2 separate regions of the Mus musculus genome follow, and region 1 is linked to region 2. The links are chromatin loops, found by intact Hi-C in ENCODE. Cell type or tissue: gastrocnemius. All regions are shown on one strand.

Evidence for each region. Peaks named below come from ENCODE experiments on the same cell type or tissue, not always from the same donor. Only the 100,000 strongest peaks of a DNase experiment are listed, where the experiment ranks them.
Region 1: it touches region 2 in a loop (3-fold over the local background); 4 of 42 quality-filtered maps call a loop at or near these places.

What each region holds. Positions count from the first base shown.
Region 1 is chr19:16,555,866-16,560,865 of GRCm38, forward strand. All of the region lies in intron 2 of Gna14 (guanine nucleotide binding protein, alpha 14), which reads left to right. Among named protein-coding and RNA genes, the nearest start is that of Gm41811, 25 kb to the right of the region's middle. In gastrocnemius, a CTCF peak has its summit at 2,301 (motif pointing left); no DNase peak of the experiment used is centred here; H3K27ac peaks cover 931 bases.
Region 2 is chr19:16,433,510-16,438,509 of GRCm38, forward strand. Gna14 (guanine nucleotide binding protein, alpha 14) reads left to right here and starts at 2,158. Exons shown (of 7, transcript NM_008137.4): 1 at 2,158-3,308. The coding sequence starts at 3,185. In gastrocnemius, CTCF peaks have their summits at 1,486 (motif pointing right) and 2,130; DNase peaks (open chromatin) are centred at 2,132, 2,454, 2,875 and 3,246; H3K4me3 peaks cover 3,063 bases; H3K27ac peaks cover 1,577 bases.

The DNA of each region.
Region 1 (5,000 bases), 120 kb after region 2:
AGCAATGGAAAAAGCCAATCTCTCTCTTGCGCCCCTGCCTCCTTCTTTCTCTTCCTCTCCCTTCCCCCCTCCTTCCATCCCTTCCCTATAAATAACAAATTAGAGTAAGCTGTTGGAGCCTCAGGAATCTGTCTCCCTCCAGCTCTCCAATACTAGGATTACAAAGCATCTTCCACCATACCTGTCTCGTTTGTTTGTTTGTTTGTTTGTTTGTTTTTAAAACATCATCTGGGGTTAGACCCCAGGTCCTGTTGCTTGAAAGGCAACCACTTACCGAGCTTACACTCTTTCATCTGGTTATTCCTTTGACAGTGGGCATCAGCCAGTTGAAGCCCTGTCAAACTCTTCATATGTCTCTTACTATTCTGGTTCTTCCAGGCCATTTTGCTGCTCCTTTGCCCTGTCATGAACACAGTCATTTCTCTAAGGAGACTTGGTTCCTTCAACAGAGGGCACGTCAGAATTAATGTCTAAATGAACTGGCTGCTGCTTGGCTGTTTGATATTTCTCCCCTTTACTGTAGGTAGAGATACAAAGACATAAACATGCAGGCATATATGCAACAACACATACGTAATGCATGCTTACACACAAAAATTCATGTACGCATTGTAGATATTTTTATTGAACTAATTTTCCCACCTGGATTTACCTCAGACCATACTTATCTCTCCCATAGGTCACAAGACCTTCACTAAGCAAGCAAGACAATGTCAGATTTATCACCTCCACCGTCACAAACTACTTTAAAATAAAGAGAAGAAACATCATGTTTCCTGATTCTTGGTAGTGCTAAATGTACATTCCAGTTACATTTTCCTCTTTCTTCAGTGTGTATGGAGGCTGGGGCAATGGTAATGATTGATATTGTCAGTAAAGATACAAGGAGGGCAGAGCAAGAGGAATGAGAGAGGAGGCAAGAGATTTGCCAGCATTTGAGATTTTCACATGACTAAACTCACCAAATGAGAGTAAGGATCCCGAGGGAGACAAAACAACGTAGGACAAAACAACAACAACAACCAAACAAAAACCTGTTTTCAAAGATCAAAAAAGGCAGAATATAATTTGTAATTGCTGGAGTAATGCTTTGTTTGCTTCCTAAAGCAAGAAACAGTGTATATACAGTTAGACTCAGTGAAAACTAGGAGAGAGACAGCTGTCTTTTATGAGTCTCAGTAAGGTTCTAGGGGGTGTGGGGGCGGGACTCGGGTGTTCTTGGCTCTGATGGTGACATTTCTCAGTCACGGCATTTGATCCAGCATACATGCTCTACATGGTCGTTCTTTGGAAATGAGGAATTGATTTATTTTTAAAAAGGTTCTCCTGCCTTTGGCAGAGGACCAAAAATCTCTTTCAAGTCATGGAAATAACTTCCTTTTGAGACCTAACCTCTCCCTCACCCCAGCGAGCCATTGGGACCTCGGAGCAGTATAAGCAACAGACGTTCTCCTTGTGACTTCAGTGGGCTCTCTCTTCCTTGCTACAAAGCTCTGTGTCGTGATTTCTAAGGGTAAAGTGAGATGGAAGCCACTGCCATGGTGTGCAGAGGTGCTTTTAAAGACTCGGGTTGTAGTTACGGCTTGAAAACTTGGCGGTCATGTGTCTCCATTCATTCTACTGTTGAGAAGTGGGAATGAGCCTGGGTCCTGTCTTTTCATTTAGAATGTGTTGTCTAAGCTTCAGAACAGGATGTCATGTGACTTATAAGGGTGACATTCCTCTAAGTGCTGTGATGTCAGGATAGGTGAAAAGGAGTCTTGGAGAGGGTGGAAGACAGTGATAGCCCAAGGGAAGAGATCTGCCATGATAAGCCTTAGCTTCATTTCTGCCCTTTGCTGTCCAGCCCGTTGCCTGCCAGCTCCATGGAGCTATTGAGTCCCAGAAAGGCTCCTAGTCTAAAATATGGATGTGTTAAATAAAGTATAAAATATAAACTGCATTTCAAAGACAATATAAACAAAAAAGTTAACACATACATGAATAATTTTTACATCGATTTTCTTTGGAAATTATCTTTTTGATCCATTGGGTTAATTTTTATTCAAATAAATTCCCTTTAATTCTTTATATATTTTTAAATGATTTACTTAAAACATTTTAACCTTTACAAAGGGCTTTCATTATACTTGTATAAGGTAGTTGGTCTAACCTATTTCACATAAAGGAGGAAAAAAATGAGCCAAAGAGATGGCTCATTGGTTAAGAACACAAACGACTCCTCCGTAGGACTGTAATTTAGCTCCTATCACCCCCATGAAGTGCACACCTGCCTATAATGCTCATTCTGAGGGACCTGGTGCCCTCTGCTGGCTTCTGCAAGCACAGCACTCAAATGCATACCATCCCCACCACCGCCCTCCCCCGCAACAAACATCCACAAATGAAGTAAAAAATCCTAAAAACAAAAAACAAACAAACAAAAAGGAAAACGTATTTGTTACTCTGGATCTCTCACCTAGCTAAAAGAAGGGCATTGTTTGGTAGTAATGATGTTTTTATAGAATGATGTATTTCCAAGCCACATACAAAAATAAATAAGGCAGAAATGGTGGTCCTTTCTCTCCCTGTAGTTCTTTCTCTGTTGGGAAACCACATACTGGCTTATGTCCCCCGCCTCTTTTAGATCTTAAGGTTTCTGAGTAACAGTGTGTGACTCAAAATTTGTAGCTTCTTCATTGGTTCATTCATACCCATCCATTTTTAAGATTTTAACATTTTATTTTTAATTCAGACATGGCTGTGTGTTATCACAATGCAAGAATGAATTATGATTTATCCTGCCTCTAAAATTCCTGAGAGCTGGCTGCAGAGACTTAGTGATTTACAATAGGCCTCTAGAAGCCCTCGTCTGAGAGCTGTGCAAACTGTATTTAGGCCAGGAGAAAGACCACTAAGATTTGGCTTGGTTTGGGAGTACTACATAACTAGATGACTCATGATGTTATTCAAAGAGGCTCTGCCAAGTTTATTTAAAGAGGTTTTAAAAACTAATATAAACATTGAAACAGTGTCTGATTCAAGTATCAAGTAAAAAAAAAATTCTCCATCTGAAAATGCCTGCTTACACCTTCACGTATAGGCTGCTCACTAAACCACATCCTTGGCCGGACTTCCCAACAAAGCAAGTGTGCACTATGTATTGATGCTGTATTAGGAGCTTGGCTTACATCAAGGAGAGGGTCCCTGAGACCCTCTTCTTTCAACTCACATCTCTAAATCTACATCTTCTCAGATATCGGTGAGCATGAATGGTCAGGGACTGTTGACTTTTGAGAGCCTTTTATTCCAGAACTCCATAGCTCAGAGTCTACAGCCTCCTCCAGCAGGGGTACTGAAATGAGTGTGGGTTTGATGTATATTGTTTTGTTCTGTGGTGGCAGCAGTATTTCCTTTGGGGGCATACATTTTGTTCTTTTTCTTGCTTAGGAACAGGCTGAAAACTTGGTGATGAGGCTTTGGGGAGCTCCTGCCTCTTAAGGCAGTTCCAAAGGCTGTTGGAAGAACACTCTATGTGGTCTTGTGAGATAGCCAAGCAGGCTGAAATTTTACAAAAAGCAGATTCTCCGTGAGAGCGGGTCCCACACAGTTAAGATGGCGTTTGTGTAGTCTGCAGCAGACAGTCAGATATTTAAGGCTTCAAACAGTGACAGTGTTTATTAGAGCCCGTGAAAAGAATTTCTCACAGAAGGTGGTGAAAAAGATTTATTTCCATTACTCATTACACAAGCTGGAAATTGTTTAAATTCTCAGTTCTCGGCTGGAAACTTAACAAGAGTGGGTGATGAAGCCTGTTCAATGGCTATTCCAAGGCAAGACAGGTAGAGGGATGATAGGATCTTACAAGAGGTCAGCATGCGTGTTTGCTTTGATGCACGGCCCATCTGCTGATGTCTGCGTTGGAATTCTGGCTCTGTGGCCTGTGTAGGAGGGATGCACCTATGCCCTGACTCAGCCAGTCGGATACTATTGTATTCTACAAAGCCTGTTTAGAAATCAGAGTAAGCAAATAGACTCTGGGAAGAGGGACAAGGAGGCAGGGGGACTAGCATTGAGCATTTCCTAAGGTCACTTTTAGAGCTTCCTATTGGCTACTAAGTTAGCTTTTGAAATAATAATTTTTCATGTCCCTCCTTTGTTCACCGTAGAGGCGCTTTTGTCTCCAGCTTATGTTCTTTGCCATCTGCATCACCTTGAGGATCACCTATGAGGCTGCTTTTTATCACAGCTTGATGGGATATGGAGATCAACCCAAGACTGACCTCTAGAACAGGACATTCTGTACTTAATCACTAAATAGAAAATGGGGCTTACACTTCCAGTAAGATGGACTATATATATAGTTCCCCCATTTCTTCAGCTAAGTACAACTCCACACTGTAGACAGTGTGCACAGTACAAAGCTATACAAGTCGTGACAGGTAGAAGGACTACATAAGGAAGACTAGAAGAGACCACGAGATCCAAAGACTCCCTTTCATGAACTCCTAGGGCTGTCCTACTGTCTTATGCACTTTAGACGCAGCTGGAGATGGCAATGATTGGAAGTTCAGCAGGAATAAGGAGCCCCTGGGGGTAGCAAGCTGGCCCCACAGAGCCCGTCTCCATGCAGGGAAGAGTCAGTCCACTAGAGCAGCAGAAAATTGTCATATAGCATAATATTCCAATGTCCATGTTAATAATGTCATATAGCATAATACTCCAATGTCCATGTTAACTGAAAAATCACTCTTTCCATCAGGTGTGGTTCTTACTGTATTCTTGAGTATCCGTTTTCTTTACTCTTATTGTAAATTTTCATACATTTAAAAACATTTTTATGAATTTCATACATGGATACAATATGTGTATATCATAATTTCCCCCCACTATCCCCTTCTAACTCATTCTAGACCCTCCCTAACACATCTCCTTTATTGCATTAAAAAAGTGTCCATCAAGTCTAATTGGTACTCATATAAGTACTGATGCAGGACCATTTACTGGAGCATAGGCAGCCT
Region 2 (5,000 bases):
TCATCCTGATCTCGTACCCTAGGTCTGAGAGATGATGTGAAAGAGAAACAAATAAGTACAGGAATAGGAAACTAACTGCCTTGTGCTGTCCGTTGTATGGTTCTCAGGAGCTTTTGATGTCCCCCAAAATAAAGTTCACATTTATTTTAACATCTTTAAAAATGTGTTTTATGTGTATGGGTATTTTGCCTACATGTATGTCTGCACACCACATGTGTGCAGCACATGCAGAAGCAAGAAGAGGGTGTTGAATTCCCTGGAACTGGAGTTTACAGTTGTGAGCCACCTAGTGGGTGCTGGCAATGGAACCTGGTCCTAAGCCAGGGCTTTTAACTGCTAAGCCAGCTCTACAATCCCTTGCCTTTTTTTTTTTTTTTAAGTGTGAAAAATCATTGAAGAAATGATTAAATGTTAGAGTTGGGTGAGTCCCCTGAATGGATTCTAGTCCATTGCTCTGCTCACGGTTAAGGAAAGTGCAATCTAAACATGACGGGAGGGGCTTCGGGTACCTCTATCAGATAATTTAAAATCAGCCAGCCAGTTTTGACTCAGAGCAGCTAACCTTCCTGATATAAGTACTCTATGCTCTTAAAAATGCAGGTGTGTATTCTCCCCATACCATTTCCGTTGTACTGCTTATATGTTTGTGCCTTGTCTTTTCTGCCGGATGTGTTTTGAAGATTCTCCCCAGTTTGTTGTTCTTCTGTCGTCATGAGTGAACGGTGGGAATGCAGTGTACTGAGTTCGTGGCTACTCAGCTACAATGGCATATGGATGCTTCCAAGTGTTCTTATACAAGCTAGAATGGTTATGCTATCATTGGAAGGTATGATTTTTTTTCCAGTGCTGGATGTTAAATGCACAGAGGGCTTTATCACTGAGCTACATCCCCAGCCCTGAGGTAGATGGTGACACCACGATGCTGTATGCAGGCTGTCATTCACCCAAACATCCTAAGGTGTTATTCATTGGGACATAATGTTACTCATAGATCACCTTAATGGATACATAATATTGTCCTATGTGGACCAAACATAGTTAATTTGGCTTATTTCCTGCTGTTGACATTTTACTCATTGAGTTTGTATTGTTAGCTGAAGATAGAGATCTTTGCTTATAAACCTGTGGGACTTCTTCAGCACCGTGTCCTATACAAGGAATACGGGTTTGATCAAATGAATGGGAACACTGAAGGGTTCCGGTAGGTACCAAGGGTTCCGGTAGGTACCGCCAAGTTCGCCAGGGACGATCTGTCAGGATCTGTTTTGGAAGGCTAGTAACTGGAGACTGAACAGGTCAGTTATTCCAGTTAACTTGGAATTCAGATTTGCTCTGGTTTTAATATCTGTGGAAGACTAAAAGCCGTGATTGAGATGTTAGTTTGAGGAGCCAATGGTGGTGTTCTCAACACCTGTAGGAGCTAAAGGGAAAAGTGGGTGACAGATTACAGAGAGAAAAAAAATCCAGAAACTTTCCAGTAGGGGACACTGTTGTCGTCAATTATGCTTGGAAGGATACTAAAATACAGGGCATTTTAAAGCCTGATTGGTCCGCACTTCTTAAACTGTAAAGTAAATAAGACTTAGCAGCCAGATAACATTAGCTGCCAAGTTCTTATATAATGACCACAGCGCCCCACTTCTGCTTCCATTGCTCTTCACGGAGGAAGAATTAGCGTCTGATTCCGTAACCGTGCACATGTCATATGCCAACTTGAATAGAAGGCAAAGAAGATTTGCTCTGGTCCCGAGGATCCCTTATCCGCACCTTTAAATCTGCACAGACAAAATCAGAGTAGTTTGCTTTGTGCAAACTTTGTGCATTTGAGTTGTCAGGGGTTCTTTCAGATTTCCTACATCCACACGCAGAGTTCCAGGAGCTGTCCCGAGGCGGCAGTCTGGCTGCAGGGCTGGGCAGGGAACTGGCCAGGTGTGCCGGGAAGGTGCCAACTCTTTCTACAAACAGAAGTCTTTTCCATCATCAAATGCAAAGCAGCCAGCCGTTTTCCTTCACCCCTCCAGTCCCTGGCCCCCTCATCCGGTGCCAGGAGGTAGGACCGGCTGGGAGGCGTTAACTAGCCCTTTGCTCTTTTGCCAGACCCCGGAAGGCAGCTGCAGTTCCTACGCCAGCCAGCAGGCCCATCTGCACTAGGCAGGCAAACTACAAGCTGACCCAAGGCTTGCACTAAGCCCAAATTGAGTTGTGGCATCCGGGAAGCAGAGGGAGCCAGTCTAGAAACCCCAAGTGTGAGCGGTGGAGAAGCTGGTGGGCAAAGCTCAGCCTCAGGTGGGAAAAGAGGCCTGAGCCTAGCTGCTGGCATGCGGTGTGTGAACGGGCTGCAGACGTTTGGCTCGGGTCTGCTAGTGCGCTGCCTCCACCCCTGGCACTGAGGCTGGGAGTTGACGAAACTCCCTCACCTGTCGGAACCCGGATCTGGCAGCGGGAAGGGGGCTGGCAGCCAGTGTCTGCTGGTTACAGCAAGCTTGGCAAGTGGCCCTGCCTGCACTAGGGCGCCACCGCCAAGGAGGCAGGTGTGAGACTACTCTGCGACCCAGCCTCTTGTTGCTATCCTTTGTCCCCAGGCACCGTCGGCTTGGGGTAGGACTTCAGGCAACTCCTGCAGCCTTGGCTGCAGGTTCGAGACGCTCCGCCCCCTCCTGTCACATAGAGCGGTCAGTGCTGGAGGAACCTTCCATTCCGCAAAAGTCTACGGGTTGAGGTTTTCGGAACTTTGCAAACAGGGACTAGCTGGCCCTTTATTTGCAAGCCAGGCCACACCTGCTGCTAGCCTGCGACACCCTACAGTCCCGGAGAGACCATTCTAGCAGCAGCACCGACGCCCCAACTTTTGATTCGCGGTGTGCGTTGCCTACCTGGGTACCCAGCTACAGTGTCCGGGGACGCACATCTTCTGGAGACAGCGCCAATCACACTGCCCAGTTCGCTCTTCTCTCCCTCCCAAGCGCGGGGTTGGGTGCCTGATCCCGGACCACACAAGCGCTCAGGACTCGCCTGACCTCGGAACTGCCTTCGAGAAAGCGTTAGCCTAGGAGATCCGAGCCTCTTTCTCCATACCATAGTTGGTTCAGGTGGTTTCCTCTTCAAACCTTGCGTCTGGCGCGGATAATCCGCGCGGCCGGGCGTTAAGCTCCAGGTCCCTGTCGCTCCGTCGAGGTGGCAAGCCATGGCCGGCTGCTGCTGTTTGTCTGCGGAGGAGAAAGAGTCTCAGCGCATCAGCGCGGAGATCGAGCGGCAGCTTCGCCGCGACAAGAAGGACGCGCGCCGGGAGCTCAAGCTGCTGTTGCTGGGTGAGTGGCCGCCTTTATCCAGCGCGCAGCTCTGGTGTTCTCGTCCCGGCTCTTTCCCGTCCCAACAAGCCTGCCGGGTGGCGTGCTGAGTTTCTCTATGTCCCTTCAGGGAACCGGTCTTTTTGCACCTGGGGAGCTGGGCCACCTTCGATCGTAGACTCCTGATATCTCAGAGCAGGCCAGGGCTCAACTCCTGGACCCTTGTCAGTTTCTCTCCCCCCCCCCCCAACCCGGGGCCTGCTCGCTTTTGCCCTTGGGCTCCCAGCAGGCGGCTGCTGCGGGAACCCCCAAACTTAGTTGTTGGTGGGTGGTGGGGAACGGCCTGCCTCGCAGTTTAGGTTCGGTTCTTGTTGAGGGTCTGACTGCAGGGGCCACGTGCAGCATAGTTTTTACCTGCCAGGTATGGTCATGGTGGGAAGGCTCTGTCCTCACTGTAGAGGAAACCCTAGAAACTGACAAACTGGAGAAAAGGGGAAAATGATAGCAAGTGCGCCTCGGAAGTGACACCCCTACTGCTATTCTCTCTTCTGACACCAGGACCTTCTGCTGATGACACCGGAGCCTGCATCAAGAGAGTAGCTTTAAGTCTCCCTTGGCCCACCTTAGTTTAACTTCAATGTCCAGGCTATCTCTACCAGTGCCTCCTTAGGCTTTTAGAAGGCCTTTGAAGAAGTGTTTTTAAAACAAAGAGAGAAGAGTTTAAAGTCTGATTAATTCCCCCAAGGCAAGGATCTCTTTCTTCTGGCCTGTAGAGTGTCATTCAGCCCCCATCCATTGTTGGACACTGGCCCTTTTCTTTCACCCCCATCCCCACCCCCAAAATAGCTGCTTGCATTTCCTCTGTCCTTTCAGGCTGGAGTCCTCTCTTTCACCATTTGTTTAATTATTTAATTAAGCAGTCCCTTTTGAAGACTGACTGAAGGAGAGGGCTTTTAGCCTGCACTGCCTTCACACCCGAGCAAGCCCTCCACTATGTAACTGGCTACTGCTGAGTTTAAAGGGCCTCCTTTGGTTTTCCTTAAACCTGCAAGTTCAAAGGGCTGACCACCCAGATTCCACACTCCTGATTCTTCTCTAAGGCCAGAGGAAAGTCCCTGCCAAAAGGACTCCTAGCTTACTATAAGCCAGTGAGGAGAGACCTGATTAGGGGAGTAAGCACCAAGGAAAGCTGTTTGCTGAGGCTGTAAAGACGCTGGGGACAGTAGCTTGAGGTCCACAGCTATACCTACGAGGTTCCTACAGTGGGTGGAGTGTGGGGTGGGGATGGGAAGGAAGGGCCACTTTCCACCCCTGGGGTCAGGGCTGTTCACCCAGACTTGGAATAGGCCTGGGAACTCTAGCTGAACCCTGCAGTCTGTCATCAAGTTCAGTTTGTCAAGTGTGGAGTATCACGTGAACACTAAGATGATTAACTATGCCTTCATTTGAGTTCAGATGGATACGGTCTCTTGTCAAGGGCAGACTAAACTTTAGTTCACTCGGAAATATTTAGATTCGTGTGAAGGACTGTTAGGACTATACTGAGGCTGGCCCCTTGTAAGGCAAATTATGTAGCAAGCCGAGCCATAGTGTATTACTAATAGGCCTCTTTGACAGACCTAGACATACAAATAAGTCACATTTAGCGTCAGTAACTGAACCCTCAGGCCTTCCTACCTCTTGTCCCACTCTGGCTCCCTGAAGTACTTCCTG